Regions from separate parts of the Homo sapiens genome. Here all the other regions are linked to region 1. A link is a loop called in an ENCODE intact Hi-C map of the cell type or tissue named here. Cell type or tissue: mammary epithelial cell. All regions are shown on one strand. Links, peaks and the distances in the headings refer to the core of each region. The heading gives the core; the rest is flanking DNA. Region 1 holds the start of LOC105372073. Region 2 has its middle 770 kb from the start of MIR4318. Region 3 overlaps LOC105372077 (a long non-coding RNA gene).

The links. Hi-C counts contacts between places; a loop is a spot of excess contacts. Peaks named below come from ENCODE experiments on the same cell type or tissue, not always from the same donor. Only the 100,000 strongest peaks of a DNase experiment are listed, where the experiment ranks them.
Region 2: it touches region 1 in a loop (4-fold over the local background); 3 of 110 quality-filtered maps call a loop at or near these places.
Region 3: it touches region 1 in a loop (12-fold over the local background); 2 of 110 quality-filtered maps call a loop at or near these places.

The regions. Positions count from the first base shown.
Region 1 is chr18:37,773,981-37,781,587 of GRCh38, reverse strand. It overlaps LOC105372073, which reads left to right and starts at 6,900. Exons shown (of 3, transcript XM_047437984.1): 1 at 6,900-6,982. In mammary epithelial cell, for the core only: a CTCF peak has its summit at 2,887 (motif pointing left); no DNase peak of the experiment used is centred there.
Region 2 is chr18:38,423,559-38,431,165 of GRCh38, reverse strand. No RefSeq gene overlaps it. Among named protein-coding and RNA genes, the nearest start is that of MIR4318, 770 kb to the right of the region's middle. RefSeq lists an enhancer at 3,431-3,988. In mammary epithelial cell, for the core only: a CTCF peak has its summit at 3,688 (motif pointing right); no DNase peak of the experiment used is centred there.
Region 3 is chr18:38,787,205-38,794,811 of GRCh38, reverse strand. The region is part of intron 1 of LOC105372077 (a long non-coding RNA gene); the gene reads right to left. Among named protein-coding and RNA genes, the nearest start is that of MIR924, 830 kb to the left of the region's middle. In mammary epithelial cell, for the core only: a CTCF peak has its summit at 4,321 (motif pointing right); no DNase peak of the experiment used is centred there.

The DNA of each region.
Region 1 (7,607 bases), core at 1,872-4,371:
CTGTATGTGTGTGCATTCTGTGAGTGTCTGTGGGTTGTCTGTCTGCAATGTATGCATATGAGTTCTGTGTATGTGTGGTATATTTGCATGTGTGTTCTAGGTGCATGTGTGGTATATTTATAAGTTCTGCATGTGTGGTATATTTATATGGGAGTTCTGTGTATGTGTATGTGTATATGTGTGTGTGTCTCTACAGGGTGCACTGCGAGTTCTGTCTGGGGGAATGTATTTTCATGTGAGTTCTATGTGCATGTGTGGTATATTTGTGTGTGAGTTCTGTGTAGTGGTGTATTTATGTGGGAGTTCTGTGTGTGTGTGTATGTGTGTCTATAGGGTGCATTGTGAGTTCTGTGGAGGGATGTATTTACATGTGAGTTCTGTGTGTGTGTCTGTGGGGTGCATATATGAGCTCTGCAGAGCAGTGTATGTGTGTGTGAGCTGTGTGTGTCTGTGGAGTGCATGTGTGAGCTCTGTGGGGTGGTGTGTGTGTGAGTTCTGCGTGTGTCTGTGGGGTGCATGTGTGAGCTCTGTGGGTAGTGTATGTGTGAGTTCTGTGTGTGGTTGTGGGGTATGTGTGTGAGCTCTGTGGGTGGTGTATGTGTGTGTGTGTCTGTGGGGTACATGTGTGAGCCCTGTGGGGTGGTGTGTGTGTGTGTGTCTGTGGGGTGCATGTGTGAGCTCTGTGTTGTGTGTGTGTGTCTGTGGGGTATATGTGTGAGTTCTGTGTGGTGGAGTATGTGATCCCTGTGGGGTGGTGTATGTGTGTGTGAGCTCTGTGTATGTCTGTTTGGTGCATGTGTGAGCTCTATGGGGCAGCATATGAATGTGTGAGTTCTGTGGGGTGGTGTGTGTGTGTGAGCTCTGTGTGTGTGTCTGTGGGGTGAGTGTGTGAGCTCTGTGGGGCAGTGTATGTCTGTGTGAGTTCTGTGTGTGTGTCTGTGGGGTGCGTGTGTGAACTCTGTGGGGTGGTGTATGTGTGTGAGTTGTGTGTGTCTGGGGGTGCATGTGTGAACTCTGTGGGGTGGTGTATGTTTGTGAGTTCTGTGTGTGTGTCTGTGGGGTGCATGTATGAACTCTGTGGGGTGGCGTATGTGTGTGAGTTCTGTGTGTCTGTGGGGTGCATGTGTGAACTCTGCGGAGTGGTGTGTGTGAGTTCTATGTGTCTGCGGGGTGCATGTGTGAACTCTGCGGGGTGGTGTGTGTGAGTTCTGTGTGTGCGTCTGTGGGTGCATGTGTGAACTCTGCGGGGTGGTGTATGTATGCGAGTTCTGTGTGTCTGAGGGTGCATGTGAGAGCTTTGTGGGGTGGTGTATGTGCATGCATTCTGTGTGTATGTCTTCAAGTTGTGTTTGTGTCTGCATACATAGCCAGTATCAGAAGCTGAGTAAGAACTTCGGTTCTGAGTGAGAGGAACCTGAATTGGATTCCTGCTCTATCACATAGTATTTCACTCTGGACAAGCTATTCAACTTCTCTAGTTCTAGTTTCCTTATTTATAAAATCTCCATCTCCTCCTTCCTATGGGACATGTGAGAATTAGAGGGCAGAGTTTATGAGAAGCACACGGCACTATGTCTGACACATAGTAGGTGCTCAATAAAGTTTAGCAATTGTTCATCATACTTATAGAGTGGTGTCAGAACAGATGTTATCTGACATCTTAACTCAGCTAGGTGGTAGGAATCATTGCGCTTTTCATTTCCCTTTACAATTTTCTATATTGCTTGGATATTTTGCATGCATATCTATTGTCTCTATAATGGAAAAACCAATACATGTTCCTTTCAATAAAACAAAAACCTGAAGCTGGCATTTGTCACCTTCACAGTATAGATAAAACACCCCTCAATCCCTGACCCCAAAGTCAAGGATCTCCATCTTTCCAAATGCTTCTCCCCCTTCTTCCTGAAATTCCCACCCTCGTTGTAGCATTTCTGGATTAAAAGCTCAGACTGTGATTTTATGTCCAGAAAGTCCGGTTTTAAATTCCCATGATACCTGGGATTGGCTGGTTGTTGGGGCAACTTTCTATCTTAATCCCACCAGAATTGATTTTTTTAATCAGATTAACTTGTTGTCACTTTGGAAGGTATGGCGGTAAAGGGCAGCTCAGTGTCAGTGTCTGTCAGAGGGCGAGGACGGGAAGCCAGGTGGGATGCAGACAAGTCCTTGGCGGGAGGGAGATTTCAGAGGTGCACGGTTGACATCATGGGCTGGGGCTGGGGCTGGGGCTGGGGACTGGGTGTGGGGGACTGGAAGCTCAGCATGAGTGGGGAGTGGGTGGGAAGGAGACTAAGGGAAAAATACGCTTCCTTTACAATAGAGTTCAGGTCAGGTGTTGCTACAAGTGCAGGATTCCCATTCCACATGCGTGCCAGAATCACCTGGGAAGCTTGTTAAAACCTGAGATTCAGGAAAGACCCTTCCCTCCTCCAAGAGATTCTGATAATGGTGTGAAGGGGGCCAGGGCATCTTCTTCCCAGGTGAGAACTGGACTAACCGTTGTAAAGCAATGAGGAAGATCCTTGGCGTTAAAAAATCCCACTGTGAAAATCCAGTGCTCGACCACTTTCATGGCTGTGTGGCTTCAGTGCAGTTACTCAACCTCTCTGGGCTCTTCATGCCAGTAAAATAAGGGTGATGATTCGGAACAAAATGATGATGGGGTTGTTAGGGTTGGGCAGCTTCTGAGTGACGATAAAAGCTGGCTGGTTTGAAGCCAATGCACAGTCCTGCCATTCTCTGAGAGGAGACCCGGTGCTCTGAAGATGATTTCTGACCCTAGGGTCGCCTGTTTCCCCTGCCACAGCAGCTCCCGACGCCTTTTCCTAGTCCTGAGGCGGCCGGCAGCCTGCAGCCTGCGAGTGTGCTCCACTGCCCCCTGGTGGTCCCATCTGGGAAGGCGAACAGCATCTCCTTCCTTTTTCGGCTTTATTTAGGCCCCTGAGCAGACACAGCGCCAGCCGCAAGGCCTCAGGTGCAGAAGGGAGGTGGCCACGCGAGCTGACTTTTGAGGCTACGGGGCCTGGAATGCACCTCCCCACCACCGTCACTTGGTTGCTGGTGCCCGAACTGTCACTGTGGAGCATCACCACTGAAACACCTTTGGTGCTTCCTGACCCCTGGGCCAGGCTCTTCTTGGAGCAGGGCAGTAGGGGAAAGGGAAGGGCTGGGGGAGGGGGTGGGAGACACACCTGTTGCTTCTGCAGCTTGAAGAGAGGAGTTTGACCCATGCGATAATATAAGAGGCTGTGCAGAATTAAGCACTAAAAGTGGTTAAAATGCTAGCCCTGAGGGAGCTCACTGCAGGCTCTCAGCAGTCCTTCAGCTTGAAGGAGCTGAAGGCTCAACCAGAACTCTGTGCTCATGGGAAACACTGCCCTGAGGCTGGCTCTGGAAAATGTCTAAACTTAGGGCATGAACAGGGGCTCTGCCATGGGCAAGACTGGCACAGGCTAAAGTGGACGTCAGTAAAAACCAAACTCAGCCCCCACCCTCCTCCCACCCCAGGAACCCCGTTGCTACAAGCCTGACCTTCGGACCATTCAGGTGGTAGGCTGCCCCAACTCCAGAGGCCATGCCCCCCACCACACCCTCTTCCCCTCTTCCCACAATGAAACGCCCCTGCCCTGTCCCCTGACCCTGCAAGCATCTATCCCTGGGCAGGACCTTTAGGCAGGTGATACCTCTACTTGCATCTTCTCAAGGAAGAGCCCCCTCTTGGTCATCTGAGTCCTTCGTGACCCTGCTGATGTCAAGTGGAGACTATGAGGATTGGAGGGTGGGCTCATCGCAGAGGACCGGGCAGCATCCTTTAATCAAAAACAAGTCACCTCGGCCGTGCGCGGTGATTCAATGCCTGTAATCCCAGCACTTTGGGAGGCTGAGGCAGGCAGATCACCTGAAGTCAGGAGTTCGACACCAGCCTGGCCAACATGGTGAAACCCCATCTCTACTAAAAATACAAAAATTAGCCAGCGTGGTGGCACGTGCCTGTAATCCCAGCTACCCGGGAGGCTGAGGCAGGAGAATCGCTTGTACCCGGGAGATGGAGGTTGCAGTGAGCCGAGATCGTGCCATTGCACTCCATCCTGGGTGACAAAAGTGAAACTCTGTCTCAAAAACAAACAAACAAACAAACAACAACAAAAAAAAAAAACGTCATCTGGACATGGTCCAACCATGGGGAGTAGGCATTTTGGAGTGTCCATTATGGCACCATGTCCCTGTATCTGGGCATGTGCTCCATGGATTAAGGACTGGCTTACTTCATAGGCTGTGGTCACCCACCCTGGGTGTCTGCAAGGACAGAGGACAGAGCTGGAGCTCCCAGAGCTTCCCACCTGCCACAGTCAGCCACAGACAGCAACAGGAAAAAAAGGCAGAGATGGTGGCTTCTAAGCCACTCTCCTGAGCATGGGGAAATGAACTAGATTTCTGCTCAGGAAGCTGTTTCAGCTCCAAACTTCACTGTTCCTTCAGCAGGCTATCTGGAAGGGCAGACTATGAGCTGGGCTTCTTTAGGAGCTCACAAAGCTATGTCCAAGTATGAAGTCTCCTCTCTGCCATCACTGTCATCCTTATGCTGGAAGCGATCTTATTAGGGTTCCAATCACCTTCCTTGTTTTGCCCCGAAATTTCCTGAATACTCACTAACCAAAGACTACTTTCCCTGTTGCTTGTTTTTTTCATTGTTGTTCCTCTAGAAAACAAGCCTCCAGATCTGTTTCAATTTAAACAGAAAGGAGTAGCGAAAGTTACAAAGATGAAGAAGATGAATGCATTGTACTCTTATAGTGAACTGGGTCTCCATAAATTGTTTTTGGTATAGCATGTCCCATTTAGCCCTTACATAAGCTCAGATAAGGCAAGGAAATACTCAGTTTTAGAGGCAAAGGGACAAAGACTCAGAGAGGCCAAACAAGGAAGCTAGATTTGATCCCTGAATCCTGACCCTAAGTTCTCTTTACATTAGAGAAAAGTCCTGATTGCGTGTCTGTAGTTTCCCAGTGATGTTTCTTTGCCTCTCACCCTGAGGTGTATCAATAGGTGCAGGTGGGGTCTTATTGTTAGATACTAGAGACCCACAGAGCAAGGAGTGTTCACCTCAGGGTGCCCAGGTACTCATGGCTCCAACTCCCTTGGGAGAGGTCAGCTTGAGGCATTTTCTCAGCTTCTTACTACCTTTCCTCCCACACCTCATACTCACACACACACTGCTCATGACATAGCAACCCCTGTCTCCACAGGACCAGCCCTGGACTCAGGGCTCAGAGCTGACGTCTCACAGCTTCCGTCCTCTCCCACCAAATGCTGCTCCAAGTCGCTGTCCCAAAACATCCTGTACAGGTTGTGGTAGATCCTGGAAATATTTTTCTCACTTGGCTTAGGACATCATGCCACTTGCCTCCTTCCCACCTCTCTGCCTGTTTCTTCTCAGCCTTATTTTCTGGGGCTGGTCCTTCTAATCTGTAAACTTTGCAGGGCCCAGCGCTCAGTCCTTGCTCTCTTCTCTGTACTCACTCTCTCAGAGATCTCACCCTGCTCTGAGGGCTTCTAATACCAGATAGATAGATTGATAGATAGTAAAATAGATAGATAGATGGATATCTCCTGAAGACTCCTGCTTCTAACTAAATATGACACCTTCACTCAAATGTCAAATAAGAACATCAAAAGTAACACGCATCAAAGGTAACATGCATCAAAGGTAACGAACAACCAAACTCTTTCATTTCTACTCAAATATTATTTTCCAGCAGTCTCCTGGCACTTCCATAGAGGCAACTCCGTCTTCCGGTTGCTCAGACTGTGGAGTCATGTTTAACCCTCCTTTTCTCTCGCAGCCCCCATCCAATCTGCCAGTAAACCTTATAGCTTCCCAGTCAATATGGAACTAACATCCAACCACTCCTGCCCTCTGCTGACAGCCTCCAAGGCTCCTCACCCACCTGGAGTGAGAGCCAACGCCTCATACTGGCCTTCATGTCAGGTGGCTACACACCCTGGCCTGCCTCAGACCCTGGCACTCACGTCTATCCTAGTGCAATTACTAACAGCACCTCCTTTCACTATCTAGGGCCCCGACTGGATAATAAACTGCATGCTGTCCCCCACAACATGCACATGTCCAATCTGATCCTCATTCCTCTCCACGCTCTCTACTGCTGTCTCCTCCCTTGTACCACATTGTAAACACCTTCCTCCCCAACAGGCTGGGTTCCGTGCCTCTATATGGGACACGCTCTCCCCAGACAGTCTATGTCTCATTACTTATTTCCTTCAGCTGCTCAAATGTCACCCTATCTGCTCAATAAATAAAGCTACCCCACACCCACTCTCAGGAAAAACAGCCTGGTCACTCTCCATCTCCTGACCCTGCCACACCCCTTCTCAGAGCAGGTATCCCTACCTGGCAGCTGCATCTTCATTGTCACTCTTCTCACTAGAATATAAGCTCCTGAGCCCGAGCCTTTGTCTTTCTACTCACGGCTTCAACTCCAAGGCCTCGCACAGCTCCTCAAACATGGGGGTGCTCCATAAGTATCTGTTGAAAGAATGAATGAATGGCCAGGTTCAAGAAAAGTCACAAAATATGGAGTTCTGAAAGCTTAAAAACCTGTTACATCTAGTTACAATGCACGCAGAGGGCAGCTTGGATCAATGGAAACTAAATAAATGTTAGGAATCATTGTCAGGAGTTCACCTGCTGGTCTGAGGTTCAGAAAACATGGCATTTGGTTTGGACTGCATCACTTCCGCCTGTCTCAGGACTCCCCTGAACCTCAGTTTCTTAGTCTTTAGAATAGAATAATGTCTACAATTGTTTCCAGCACCAGAATTCTGGAATTCCACATGTTAGGCACCAGAAAGACAACAGCACAAGAGAGCAGAGAAAATAAACTGGGTCGCCAGAAGAATGAATACTTTACTGCCTTCCTGCCATCCCGCAGACCCCCAGCGTCACCCACCATCCCAAAAGGTACTTCCTCAACACAGGCCTGCTCTGGATGCTCTGGGACCTGGACAGACACATGTACAAGGAAGTAAACACGTTCTTTAGAGTGCTGTCGTCCCAGAGGACACTGACCTTCAAATATAAAGGCACAGCTACATTATCTGTAAGCAATCTGCATCATCCCATCCAAGCACATTAGCCCCTCACTGATCAACTACAGTCACCTCAAGCTGTGTCACTGGAAACAGAAAACTCAGAAGAAATGCACTTGTGGGGAGCAGGGAACACAAAGTGCCCTTCCTATGGTCATCTGTGGGCTCCATGAGGGCAGGAGCAGCCAGGCAGCTCTTCCCTGCCCCCCACTCCCTGCCCCTGGCTCTCCACATTGAGAAGAACCTTCCATGGGAGCAACACTCCCAGCCATGAAAGGACTAGGTCAGGGAATCAGGCGGGAATTTGAAAAATCAGCCCTAGATTTGGCAAGCCAGGATTCCCTTCCTCCAGCTCCTTGAGGAGATGAACCCTGTTCTCAGGGTGGCCCTTATTCTCACCAGTCACCAGCACCACCCCAGTGCCTGCAATATCATGGGCTCAAGATAAACATAAAAATATATTTCTGTACTATATATGTATTACTATAATATACATG
Region 2 (7,607 bases), core at 2,604-5,103, 650 kb before region 1:
GATTGATTTAGTGAGTAAGTAGAAGACATGTATGTCCTCTATTACTTTTTTATTATATGAACGTGATCACACAGCTTCATGATCAATATATCTTGAAGAGGAAGTGGAGTAGATATTCATTTATCAGTTCACTCATCCTTTCAAGAAATTATTTTGGACACTTCTCAGAAATTAGACACTTTTCTGGGTGTTGGGGATATAGTGTTGAACAAAATAGCACAGACCCTATTCCCATGGAGCTTATATTTGTTGAGAAGGAGGTGACATAAACAAAGATAATATAATGCAGTGCTATGAGGAACAGGGCAAATGGACATGGAGGAAATGGGGTGCTGTTTTGCATGGAATGTCAGGGAATTCCTCTGTAAAGAGTAACATCAGAGCAAAGACCAGGATGAAGAGAGAAATGAGGTTGGAGGCAAGATAAACAGGTTCTGGGGAGGCACCAACAAGCTAGCATTGCTTTTTCATCCCATTTATGAATGGAATGTTTTTTTCTCTTTTTCTTTCCTTATTATTTTTTTTCTTAAGAAATCCTGTGCTTCTTGAAATGTGAAATAGGTGAAGGAAAACACAGTTCGGGACCATTAATTGTGCTTTCTTATTGAGTATATAAATTTGATGTCAAACGGGCCTGGCTGAATGGTATATATTTATTTCAAAAATATCATTCCTGTGAGGCATTGCTGCATCATCCTATTGATTTAGGGATTGGTGTGATTGTGCCTGATGCTTTTATGAAAGGCAGGCTATTAACAAACTAAATTGAAAAACTAGTGAGTCTGCCTTTCCGGGCCCAATCCAGCATGCTGTCCATGTGAGGCTTAAATGGGAAAATACTGTAAAAAGACTTATTTTAATGCGACAGACTCCTCATTGCAATCCATAAACCTTATTTGCTGTGGGGAAAAAAAAAAACCCTACAAGATAGAATTCTCACGTTCCAGCAACAATTTCCCTCTGGTTTCTCTCCCATCCATGGAAACATTAATCTTTTCATTTCAGAAGCTAAATCTTTTTGACCTTGTTGGACATTAGGATTAAAATCTTGTGTAAGACCAGGTATCTTTAAGAAAGTCAGAGGAACCATGGGTGCTAATGTAGGAAGCACATAGAAGTATTCAGGGTTTGAAGTTTCTGCTGAATTTTTGGTGTGGAGCTAGTAGATTAAGCAGGGAGGTGAAGGCTGGAAGTTACTAGATTTCACCTAGTTCAACTCCTTGCTTCACAGACAGAAACCAAGGCACAGACAAGGGGTGACAGTCTGATATTCGTCCACTATCATATAGCCAAACTGGTGGCAGAACGTAGGCCCCAGAGCTGTTCTCAATCAGCCTCACTAACTCCTTTAAATACTGCCTTCCTGTAACCATGCCCCATGGAGGATGGTCCCGGTGAGTGCTTAAAAAGAATTGAATCTTTAATACAGCAAATGACAACATAAAGTCAAAGAATGTGCTTGAGTTTTTGATCAAGAGAGAAGGAGTCCTGATGATAGCTCCTCCTGCCTGCTGTGCTGTGCCAGGCCATCTTTTGGCTCTGTTCCTGACATCAAATTAAAATAAGTCTTTTTACAGTATTTTTCCATTTAAGCCTCACATGGACAGCATGCTGGATTGGGCCCGGAAAGGCAGACTCACTAGTTTTTCAATTTAGTTTGTTAATACCAAATGGCTTCAATACATCACAGAGAGGAGTGTCAGCATGGAAAAAGACCCAATGGTGCTGTATACTTTTCTATCACAACAAAGAGGATGCCATGGGACACTTTTTGATACGTCTAAAACTTACATATTCCTTGGAATAATTTTATTTGTTAAAAAATTTGTATTATCAAAGGAAATGACTAATCCAGATGTGTATTGAAAACCTGATATGTGCTCAAGTCTGCAACATGTCACATATGAAATATGCAAAAGCAGGAGGTCATGCAGCCTTGCTTTCTGTTTTAATGGTCCCATACTCAGCTGAAAGAGGAAAAGGATCCTAATGATTGGGGTACAGGTGCACCCGGCTGTGCACCTCACAGACTGGAAGCTTGGGGAAGACCAGAGAGAAAGAAATGATGAACTGAGGCTGTAGAGCTTCTTCCCTGGGTGAGTTTATGTAACTCTCTCTGTAGGGCCCTGCTTGGGAACAATCTGAGCATGAGGTAGAAGTCTAAGTAAAATTGCCACAAGTAAAATGGGCACCACATCTAGCATGTGGTTCACAATTAGTTAGGCTGAACGCTTTCCTCCTCCCTTTTGAGGACTAAGCTCTGATTTTTTTTTTTTTTTTAATCTTGCCCAAATTCCTATGTAAGGGGTCTTTGGAGTCACGCCCTACAAACCATAAATTCTCATCAGATGGGTTTTGTTTAACCCTATATATCATCACTTACTTTCCAGTCTGACTCTGGCATAACATTATGTGACAAAGAAGAAAGTCAAATTATTTTACCCCAAAAGCATGTTTCTTTGCCATATTTTGAAATGGTCCTGCAAAGCTGTCCTTTGTGGGGAGGGGCATGTACATCTGTAAAGAATCTCTTAACATAGCTAGTTTTTTCTTCCAGGCCCTCCCAATCCTGAAGAGATTAAGTAAGAGTCTAGCACATTTTAAAGGTCTGAATCAGAAACACTTGTTATCTATTATCTCTAAGAGCAGCCACTATAAGATTTCAAAAGAACCTGGGTCTCCACAGTCTTTTATCTTAGCCTGAACATTTCCTTTCTCTCCATCCCAGGTCTTTAGACAAACTCGACCAATTGTCAATCAGAAAATGTTTAAATTTACCTATAGCCTGGAAGCTCTCCCTACCTCCTTTGAGTTGTCCCACCTTTCTGAAAAAAATCAGTGTTATTTATTAAATGTATTTAGGAGGCATGTCTCATGCCTCTGTAAAATATATAAAACCAAGCTCTACCCTGACCATCTTGGGCACATGTTCTCAGGGCCTCCTGAGTGCTGTGTCATGGGCCATGGTCACTCATATTTGGCTCAGAATAAAACTCTTCAAATATTTTAGTTTGACTCTTTTCGTGGACACTTTCTTCCTCACTTTCTTCCCTTTTTTCTAACCTTTTTTCCTTCCTCCTTCTCCTTTTCCCTCTCTTCCTATTTCCTTTCTTTCCACCTACTTGATAATAGTGTCTGCAAAGTCACTCCAGGAAATAGATGCCTGTGTGAGAGAAAGGCATTTCAAAGGCAGCATGGAAACCTTTTGCATTACATTAGGAGAATTATGTCATTTCTGTAAAGAAGGAAAAGAGCACAGTAAGTGGCAACTCTTCCCCAAGGAAACACACTCAGGAGATGTGCCAGTGCTGGATTTCTCATTCTTTAGAAGCTGGATGACCTTGGGCTTCCCTGCTGTGTGCAACCTTGGCCTCGTGGCTATTTTTTGGTGTTCTGCAATGAGAAGTATACGCTGGTCCGTTACCCCGCATTTTTGTTTAAGTTACACTTCATTAAAGCAGAAAGCTCTCTGAATTTCTCTCATTTTCCCTCATAAAATCTTTTATTTCACCCATTTTCATTCATCTTCCCTTTCTACTTTATGTCTTCCTCCTTCCTTCCTTCCTGTAACACTCACACTCATTTCTGCTTGCTAGAATTTCAAATGACTGTTCCAACTAGACAAAAAGAAATCCTGTTTCTATGCTCAGACAGCCTTCAGACTGATGGCCCATTACATTAGCATACAATAAAAGCCAGCAGGGGGTGCATTGCCATGCTGTGATCCTGGGTCTCTATGCCCCAGGGGGCCAATGAGGTTCCCAGTGTGCAGCTCCTCTCTCTGGTAATGAGGCAGTTGTACACTTCGGTGACAGCTTCGTGGCCTCAATGGAAGCTGCAGTCTTAGTGGGAGAAGAGGAGAGAAAATGTCTGCATGGTGCATCCTGAGATCTGATATGGGCTTCCTGGTTTCACTAGCCTCTTCAATCTCTCTTCCACCGGCCTAAGGACTGCCTGAAGTTCATGTTTTGTGTCCATAATGAGTTAGACAGTTTTTGTTGCGGGGTGCATTGTTTCTAGACCTTCTCCTTTAAAGTAACAGGGCAGTTAATTAGACATTTACAGTGCTCCACCTACCTGCCAATCCTATATGAGAAGATGTGAGGACAGGGGTTACAGGAAATGAAAAGTAGGGTTCTTCCCTGTGGCCATGAGACACTTCTTCAATACAATACTATAATGCATTGCTTGCTGGCATTGTTTGAAGACCCCAAGCCTTCAACAACCAGATTGGATTTCAGGTTCCTTTCAAACCCCTGCAGCGACAGAAACATGAACTCTGCCTTCACCATGGAATCAGGTGGGACCCTTCCATCAACACCAAAGCCCTTCACTGCCACCACATCTAAATGCTGTCTTGATCCTTCATTCAAGCCTTCCTTATCCTGGGGTAGCCATAGCTACCATCTTGGCAAATGGTGGTCAACTGCTTCTTTGTTTAAACTTGTGACAGAGGAGTGTGTAGATAGGGGTGAACTGAGCCCAGCACATATGCAGCCTAGGCATTTCACTTCTTGTTGCCTCTCTAATGTAAGAACTCAGAGAAAATAGAGCAGAGGTGTGGGCAACATCCAGTTGCTTTCCTTAAGATATTACCCTCATTTTCTGTTCAGAGAGGGAATGGAGAGAAATAAGCAGATTAGCAGCTCGTGAAAAGGGAGCGAGCTGTAAACTCCAGATAAAATTAGTATAATTGATCTGCAGGCCTCCTTTTGATAAAATGGCAAATAGCCGTGTCCTACCCCAAGTTCTGTTTACAATCTGCCTTCATTCCCATGATCAGTTCAGACCTGAATCCATCTTCCCCCAACACATGCAGATTCCTTGAGGCCATGTAGTCTTAGAGCCTCTTTCTGAGAAGTCGCTGACTGCTGGATGACAAATCACTATTTAATATGAAGTTAGGCTGGACGCGGTGGCTCACGCCTGTAATCCCAACACTTTGGCAGGCCGAGGTGGGTGGATCACAAGGTCAGGAGATCCAGACCATCCTGGCTAACACATGGTGAAACCCTGTCTCTACTAAAATATAAAAAAAATAGCCGGTCATGGTGGTGGGCACCTGTAGTCCCAGCTACTTGGGAGGCTGAGGCAGGAGAATGGCGTGAACCTGGGAGGCGGAGCTTGCAGTGAGCCAAGATCATGTCACTGCACTCCAGCCTGGGCAACAGAGCGAGACTCCATATCAAAAAAAAAAAAAAAAAAGTTAAAGCTCCCCAACTGACCAACATTTAACTAGAGAGAAAAAAATGCATAAATAAAAGTAGGTAAAACTTATGGTTGGAAAAGGCCAGATATCCCTGACCAGAAGTGGGGATTGGGTCAGGGGAGGACAACTGAGGAAGGCATGGGGTCTAACTTCTCAGACATCCTCAACAGGAAAACCCAGCATCACGCGTTCGGACTGGTTTGTGCAAAGTGAGCAAGGTTGTACATTCTATAAGGTGGTATATTTCAGCCATCCCTGCCCCTCCCAGAAACTTATGTTTCCAGCTGTGGATTGGGTACTTTCTAAACAGAGATGTCTGACCACTAGACTGATGAAGCAAAAGGATTTACATGGAACACAGAAGTGTGGATTTACAAACTCATGGTGGCTTTGTGAGTCTGGGTTATGTCGGAAGTGGCCTTGTGGTAGGCAGGCAGGTAGACAACCTTGAGAGTTTGATGAGAGCCAGGAAACTCACAGCTCTCGCCTGCCCCTGACATTCACTTTTCTGTGACCTTGGGGAAGTCACTTAACCTTGTGAGGATTAATGAGTTAATCTCAGGGAAAGTACTTTGAGATCATTGGCTGACAGGTGCTGTATAAGTACAAAGTATTATTATTAAAATGTCACTGTGCTGGCTGCCTTTGCTCTTGAGGGCACAGAGGCAGGAATGACAGCCCCAGGTAAGTGAATAAGGATTACGTAAGACATGGAAATAGAGAGTTCTGTCATGAAAAGTTCTGTCCTGCAACACTACTTCTCTCCATCATTATCCCCATCCAGCATCTTCTCACTTGTCTCTGGACAGAGGCAAGTTTATTTTCCTAAAATGAACTGTACGAAACAGTTTTAGCCAGAGGCTCTATATCCATAGATCTTACCGTTCCTTAGCATACCCTTGGAAGTGAAGGCTGGAGAAACTTATTTTAACATCTCCAAAACTCCTTCTTTTCTCTCACAACAAACCAGAAATGTTCCTCTAGCTTTTTCCACATGTGAACAGAGATAAAAATCCTGGGGTCTCAGATTACAGTGGTAAAAATTCAAACTCCCATTGTTAGCAAAATATTCCGTCTTATTTATATGTTTAGTTTTTAGTTTAATTTATCTTTATTCCTGAATCAATGACTTTTGAGGAAATTATGTATTGTTTAGGAAAATGTTTAACACATAGATACTCAATTAAAAATTGATTAATGGGCCGGGCACGGTGGCTCACGCCTGTAATCCCAGCACTTTGGAGGCCGAGGCAGGCAGATCACAAGGTCAAAGAGATTGAGACCATCCTGGCTAACACGGTGAAACCCCATCTCTACTAAAAATACAAAAAATTAGCTGGGCGTGGTGGTGGGCACCTATAGTCCCAGCTACTCGGGGAGCTGAGGCAGGAGAATGGTATGAACCCGGGAGGTAGAGCTTGCAGCCCGGGTGACAGAGCGAGACTCAGTCTCAAAATAAAAAAAAAAAATTTAAATAAATGTAAAAATTTGAATGATTAGTATAAAGCTTGCATATCAAAATTCTAAGGAATGTCAAAATTTTAAAAAATCAACAAATAGCTATTGATTGCAGGGTCCTTTGAAAGAAACTCAACATATGAAGGACCCAGTTGCTCTCTTCAGAGAAGAATGTGTTTGGGGGATGACAGGATTCAAGAAAGAGATGGAGGAGGGTGGAATCTGGAAGCAAAAGTGAGCATTCACACCAAGTGAGAGCTGTGTTTGTTTTGTTTTGTTTTTTAGGAGAGAGTTAAATGGTAAAAATATATCAGTGACAGGGACAGAAAGAAATAGATAAGAAGTCATGAAAAAAAAACAGGAGACAAGACCTACAGCAAGTAAAGATGTAGAAAGGGCCTCTCTGTGTACAAGCAATTAGGTAAAATTTGTAAGGGGAGCAAAGATGGACCAGGCTACACCTAAGTGTCTACAAATTACCAGAGGTTTGCTGCCAACTGAAGAGAGAGAGAAGAGTCCATGACAGGCTTTCGTAGCCCCAGTTGTGGCCCTTAGAGTTAGAGAAGAGTTTTTTGTTCATTTGTAGGTTTGTTTTTCTTATTGTATTTTATTGTTGTTTCTTAAAATAAGTACACTCTGTGCTCCACAATGGGGGGACGGAGACCCCCAGAGGGGTCGACATGCTGCATTGCATATTCCTCTCTTCAAGACTTCTAGATTAGGTGTGGTGGCTCATGCCTATATTTCTAGCACTTTGGGAAGCCAAGATGGAAGGATGGCTTAAGGCTATGAGTTTAAGACCAACCTGGGGAACATAGTGAGACCTTGTCCAAAAAATTAGCTGGACATGGTGGTACATGCCTATAATCCCACCTACTCAGTAGGCTGAGCTGGGAGGATTGCTTGAGCCCAGGAGTTCAAGGCTGCAGTGATTCATGAT
Region 3 (7,607 bases), core at 2,872-5,371, 1.0 Mb before region 1:
CTTACAATGTGGTTACACGTTTTCCTCTCGATATAATCTTTCATTTCACAACGCGAGTATTCTCTTTCAACCAAAGTTGACTCTCCCCTCAAACATACTTTGCATGAGTTTTAGCTGGCATTAGCTCTTGCTTGCAATGCCTTTCTGAGTACATGTATACAAATCTACTTGTCTTTCCAGGGAAGTCACTAACACCACTATCTACATCCAGATTTTGTAACCTCCTCTAACTCTCAGATGTCTATAGCATGTTTAGTCACACACATATTTATTAAATACTGTATTATTCTCTTTCCTGTGTTTCAGTGTTGCCTTCCCTACTTGATTATAAGGTACTTGAGGATAATGCCCTCTTTATTACAGCCCAAGACTACTATTTAATAAAATTGTATTAATTAATTGATTGCTAGGTCCAAATTTTAAAAGGTGTAATCAATTATAACAACTTATTCTTCAGATAAAATCTACCTTTAGTTATCTAGAAAATTTAATCTTAAGAAGTGTACAAGTAGAGATTTTGACTCATGTATTTTGGTGATGAATATTCTGGGTAGATTTTAGTTTTTTAACATAAGAAAAAGGAAAGAAAGCATAGGCAAACAAATCCTGTTTTGGGTCTTTCCTCTTTTCATCACATAGAAAGAGTTGGCTGGCAGTGCTCAGAACCCTAGAGTCTGAGTATATTGTAAATACAGTCTAAAGCACACCCAAAGGATTCTCATATTAAAATGGAGAGTGTATTTTTTTTTAAAAAAGAACTGTGCTCCCATAGTCTTCTATTGGAGCCTTCCACAGGAGTTGATAAAAGATTGTCATTAGTCCTAGAACCAAAGAATTTGAAACAGGGAGCAAAAAACCACAGGGCTAATACAGTTGGATTGGGATCTACAGGTGTTGGTGAAAATCTTAGGTATCTTCATGGTTGATATAAAACCAGCTCTATCTGTCTATGTCTATGTCTATGTCTCTATCTATCTATCTATGTAATCTACATATCTATTGAATTGTGGAAGTAGTATGTTGAAATAATTGAGTGAAGACATTTCAGATTTGAACTTGGCATATGAGTGGACTGAACCACAATATATTAGTGGAAAAATTATAGAAGGAAGTATCAGTTTATTTCTATTTACCTGTCTTTTGTCCCAATTTATCAGCTCATTAACAGTTCTCCTAACATTTGTGTTGGGGCTATTGTAAAACCCAACACTAACATTCTTTTTGTTGCTTGTTTCTGGACAAAGCTAAGAAATTTGCCTGTAGACCAGGAATATAGCATCTGTCATGTTGCTCCCTTTTTCTTACCCCAGATTCTGTATATTGTGGCCCCAAACTCCATAGAAAGAGCTTTCCAACTCACTGCTCTCTGCTTGCAGGCAATGGTGCATACTGTTCATGATCAAATTGAAGTTTTATTTGTTGCACTATTGGTTGTTTTGAAATATGATTTGGGCAGAGTTGAGCATCCCTAGCTGTCTTCAACACACTGGGTAATCACACCATTGCTCAGTAGGCTAAACTATTTTAAATCTTTCAAAAAAATAGCTTCTCTCCTTTCTGCAGGTTTTCCAGGAACAATCTCCATGAAAACGACTCCTAATTTAAAGGAAACTAAGGCATTCCTCACCACTGACAAGGAAAATGACTCTTTTTGGCCAAATCATAGAAATGAGCTTTCTTAAGTACATTGCACCTTTAAAAGCTGACATTATTGCCGCAAAGCCTGAATGGTACCTTGTCAGCATGGAATAACCAGACTGGGCCAAGTTGTCATTTTTGACAGGTCAGTGTAATGAGCAAAAGAACGCTGAGTTTGTCTAAAAGTTTTCACTTGCATCAGCAGGGTAGAGCTGTTTGAGGCGATAACAGCCCTACGTATGTGACTCATTAAATGTGTTGCATTATCAAACATTGTGTCCCACACTATCACAGCCACCACATTTATGCTTTGTTTCCTCCCCCAAGTACCCCCCAGAAGTCTTTACATTTCTAATTTAAAATGAGTACACATTGCAGAGCTTTGAGGCACTGGATATTAGCTGTGTGTGATTAGATGAATACCAAACGTTCGGTTCCTTTCAAAACACATCACAGAGATAAATACTAATCTAACTCAATGTAGACTTCTCTCTGGACATTTCTCCCCTATTTTCTGGAATTTCTCTGGTAACATTTTTGTTATTAAGAAAAGAGGGGCAGAGAATAAATAAAAGGAACAAACAGGAATTGGGTAATATTGACATCCAATGGCCCTTCTGAATTACTGGTGACAGTTGATATACATGGTGCCTATTTACACATGCCGAGGAACCTGCACAAAGAGTTACCATTTGGATAGGAAGCACAAATGCAGAGATGTGAGATCACCTGAATTCAGATTTGTCAATAGATAGCAAAGCTTGAGGGTTCAGCTTCTTCCAGTGTACCAGCTAGCTGCGATGCCCTCTCTTAATCAGATGCATCAAACAACAGAAAACATTCTTCCCCCGCTTCAGAAAAATTCACTTAATGTTCATGACTAATTAAATTCTCACTCTAGTCATGATTAATGTAACAAATAATTACAGCTTAGATCTAATATAGATACAACTAATTGTTCTGCCCACAGTGCATCGTGAATAACAATTAAACACAGCTTTTAAAGCATAAGGAAGAACTGCAGAGTGACCTTCACCTGGCTTTATAGCGTCTGTTCTCCTCATTTCTCGTTTCATGGAAAAAGGTTTTTTATTTGTTTGTTTGTTCACATTTCTCTTTTATTTGATGTTAGGTAAGCCTTACTTCTTTACACTTCTTGCCACTGGTTCAACTTGTTGGATGTTGGAGTTAGCAAGTGGATCACTATTAGAAAGTAGTAGAGGGAGGTTGTATCAACTGAATTTTCCCCAAGGCTCAAAGTGCAAAAGTGCCCTTCACATTGTCATAGTGAAAGATAACAGGGAACTGTCAAAGCTCAGACAGCAAAGTAACAAACCTGGGCCATGTGTCTGTCTGCTTTGGTACCAGTAAGTCCCATCCCAGGAGAATTTTTTTTTCTTTTATTCTGCAGCCCTAAAGTGGAAGGGACTGCAGCTGAGTTGCTGGAGAGACATTGGGATGATCTCTGAATATACAGTCCACCACTGCAAGCATTCACAGAACCTTTTGGGGATTCTCACAGATGTGGATTAAAACAAAGTTCCTAGTTTTCTTAAATATCCGATAGTATTAAAATTGATAACTTCCCCACATACTTTGGCAAATAGGGGGTGCATTGAATGCTCTACTGAAGATCTGCTTACACAATTAGTATATAAATTTCCATATCTATCAACTACTTTGCCTTTCCTCAACAATTACAAAAATTCCTTTTTTTCAAGGAATATTAAGCATAAGTTATCTATATGAATTAAAACTCCATTAATTAAAATGCCCAGGGAATGAAACCTCAGATATAAGTATGCTTCAAATAATATTTTTAATATGCTATTACTAATATTTTTAAAATATACGAGGCCAGTTTCTTGACTTGGTAGAATCTAGTAGACAGACTATTATTTTACTGTTTAAGAAACTAAAGACATTTTGGATAGATTTGGGAGCCAGAAATAGAAAATTCTATTTGTACAATTTACATAATTAATCTGATACAATTCTTCTAAATATATTCACAGCTATGTAATAATTTATATTGTTTGAATATCTACCAGGTGACCAGTTTTTGTCTAGTGATAGTGAGTCAATAATTTCTACTTTTTTATCTTCACTGGATAAAGTATATGTAATTCTAGACAGCATTCAGTTAAACTAAACTCCAACTCAGGCCATGCAGGGCAAAGTTACTCACACAGCACAAAGCTAACACTGCAGACATCTGTCCTCCTCCACACTTTCAGTGCTTTGTTTTTCACAGCAAACTTTGCAATGACACATTTTTTATTTAACCAATAATTTTTGGCTAAGTTTCTCTACACATTTTAGATAAATTCTGTCCCCCGTAAGAACTAGTTTTGAAGAAACTGGTTGGATGCTAAAATTTAAGTAGTGACAATAATACTACTAGCCAGATACAGATGTGGTGTGTTGATCTGAAATTTCTTGGTTCATTCTTTTCAATGAATTCCACCTTTTTCACTCCATGTATGAGTTCCTATTCCAATTGCTTTCCAAGTCTTTCATTTCCTTTAGAATTCAGACCTTGTCTTACTCTAACCAATCTTACTACCCTTAAGCTCCAATAATTCATGTCAATAAGACTTGAAGGATGTGTTGTGTGGACAAAATGAATGGGGCAGCAAACTCAGAGAGCCATTGTGTCTTGCCATCTTTGTACCCGCAGGGGGCAGAGCAGAGTGCCAATGATCTAGGGGTGGCTGAAATATGTTCATAATGGATGAGTGGATGGATGAAAGAGTACTGCAGAAGACAGTTTTGTGGTAGATATTTCCTCTGGCCCCTATGGTGCCCATTAGTATCTTCCATGGTTAATTTTCTATGGCAACATTATTCTATGATAAGCACACAATTCCTCAGAAGCCCGCATTTTTAGAAATTTTAGTATGTAGACAATCAAATTTGACAGGGTCATTGGATGGTCACAACCATCTTCAAATTTCCAAAGAGGATTGAATTTAAAAATAGACTCAACATGTAATTTTTATAATTCAGCCTTTTCTGTATAAAATTTTAAAAACAAATATGAATATTTACAGCCATTATTCAAACTTTTTAACCACCAAAGACACTCTCCTTAGTTTATTTCCATATGATGCTAAATATTTGAGATGCCATCAGCAACTAATCAGAGCTTCTATCTAGTTTAAAAACACAAAGGACATTCATTATTTGGACAGTAAAATGATATAATTTCAGCCTCAAGCAAATTGACTCAAATGTACTTATTCTTTGCAGCTCCATCATGAGTAAATATATGATTTTTGATAGACTTCTTGAAATATTGAAAATAACTTGTGAGTAGGATCCTCACCCTGTCCATTATGACCTTGCAAGAATCTGAAGGATTCAGGGGCTCTAGGTTAGGAACATAGCTTATAAAAGCATTAAATCATATAAAGATGGTATTTTATGTCAAATCTTTACATATATATATATATATATAGCTTACACATACATACACACACACACACACACACACACACACAGAAAATATTTCTTGGCTGCCCAAAGTGTGAGATTTTCTATGACCCCTTTATTTTTATTCTGTGTAAGCTCCTTTAGATTACTAAAACCCATAACAAAGACAAATTAAATTTACTCTAATTTTAGACATTACTGAAGAAATTCTGTAATCTTTGTTTCATTTGGAAGCAAATAAATAATATTTGTATCTTGACATATTTATCAGTGGTATGCTCATTTCAAGCTGGTTTTCTGGGAGACTTTAATTTATAGCTCCTATTATTTTGTTTTTCTTTTTAGATCTCAAAATGAATGTCATGCCCATGAAAACCACCAGACAGGAAACTAAAGTCTTGTGTTTATTCCTAGTCCCTAAATCACCATGGGACTGGAGGAACGTCATCTGTAGGAGCCTGGCTTTGTGAAAATATTGTAAGAAAATGGAAATCAGAGGTTCCAACAGCAGAACAGTTACTCTACAATCACTTCATACCACAGGCTTTTGAAGACAGTAGTATCATGGCTACAATCTCAAAATGCTATTTAAAAAAATATAATTCCTTTCTAACTTACAAAGCCTCTATTTCTTTCCTGAACCATTCTCCTTTGATCAGACCCGCTGGTTTCACCCTTCGAATAAATTTTACATGTTGCTGATCTGTTTCTTTGTTCAGAAGAAAAACACTCTCCTTTCCTTCCATCCTTTCTGCATCTTTCTAGACTTTGAAGCTCAGTTCAGTTGTCCTCAACTCTGTGACGCTTTCTTCAACCACATCACACTCCTGACAGTGCCACTGTTCGATTAGAAGTCTCCACTCACAACTGTCAAGAGGATCACCTGAGCAATGTGTAAAGAATAATCATGTTTGGGCCCAACCCAGGCCAAATATCTTGGCTTGGAAAACTAGTTTCGATGAGTTTTAAATGTGTCACAGTTGAATACAAACTGAGTATCTCTTAATGAAATTTCTTGGGACCAAAAGTGTTTCAATTTTTTTTTTGGATTTTGAAATATTTGAATATGCTTAATGAAATATCTTAAGGATGCAGCACAAGTCCAAACACAAAATTCATTTTTGTTTATAATACACCTTATACACATAGCCTGAATGCAATTTTATACAATATTTTAAAATACTTTTGTGTATGAAACAAAGTTTGTGTACAATGAACCATCAGAAAGCAAAGATGTCACTATCTTAGCCACTCATGTGTACAATCTGTGATTGTATGGCATCACCATGATTTCTGACTCTGATTTTATGTGCTACCAGTAAGCCAGCATTTCCTTGTCCCTATTTATACATAAGTACTTAACAGTAAAATATATGACATGTCATTAGTACTGGGAAAAGATAATGTGTTCAGGGTAAATAAGCGGCACGTAGCATCACCAGAATACCTGTATCAGCTCTTAAACAATAGCGACAACAAACAATGCCAGGCTTTCCAATCTCTACCTACAATAGTGTACTTTGATTAAAAATTTACTGTACATGGTCTTTTATGTTTTCAGGTGAGAAGGAACATCAGATTCAGGGACCAGGAAGTGGGTCTTCTAGTGATGAGGAGGCATTCTGCTGGATAGCTTTTTAAAATGTTTTCTCCAGAACCATCTGCCTCATTAACAATATTTTTTGTTTGGAAATCTCTCTTTGATTTTATAAACTGACATAATTTCTTGTTCTGTTGCAAATGCATCCTTTCTAGCACTTCAATAAGCCCATCATACATTTTTACCATGTTGTCTATAGGTACATTTTCTGTAGTGTTAGCAATCTTATCTTTATCATCACTATTTTCATGATCACCTTGATTCAGAACCATTGTGGTTATTTCATCAACAGTCAATGAATGAACAACTGGAGCCTCATAATCAATGTAGAAAACTTCAATATCCACTTCCTGCTTACTGACTGCCTCTGAAGATATATCTTTTGCATACATAAAGAGGTCATATATCACTTTTTTCTCACTTGACATACGGAATCCTTCAAAGTCACTATCTTGTTTAATATCATCACTGAACATAATTGCACACCAGAGGTTGTGCCAGACATGCACAACTGTGTCCTTACTCACTGTGTTCTAAGTATTAGCAACAGCATATAGGGCATCTTTTATGCTAAATTCCTTTTGAAAATCTTCCACACCCATACCTCTGTTCACTGCTGCTAACATGCTGTTCAAGAGAATGATTTTATATTTACTCTTCATTTATCTAAAGATACTCTAGTCACATGGATGAATTAAGGAAGTTACATTTGGGGAAAAGTACATGGCATAAACATTATTTTTGATGAGAATTTCTGCTGGAGGATGAGCAGAACAATTGTCAAGGAATAACAAAATCTTGTAATACTCGTCCATTCTAGCTTCCCTGCAGTGAGCACAAGCCGCTGGTAAAAAATATGCATGAAACCAGTCAGAAAGGATGTCCCTGGTGATCTATGTCTTGTGTTAGCAAAATAATAGAGTGATAAGAAATT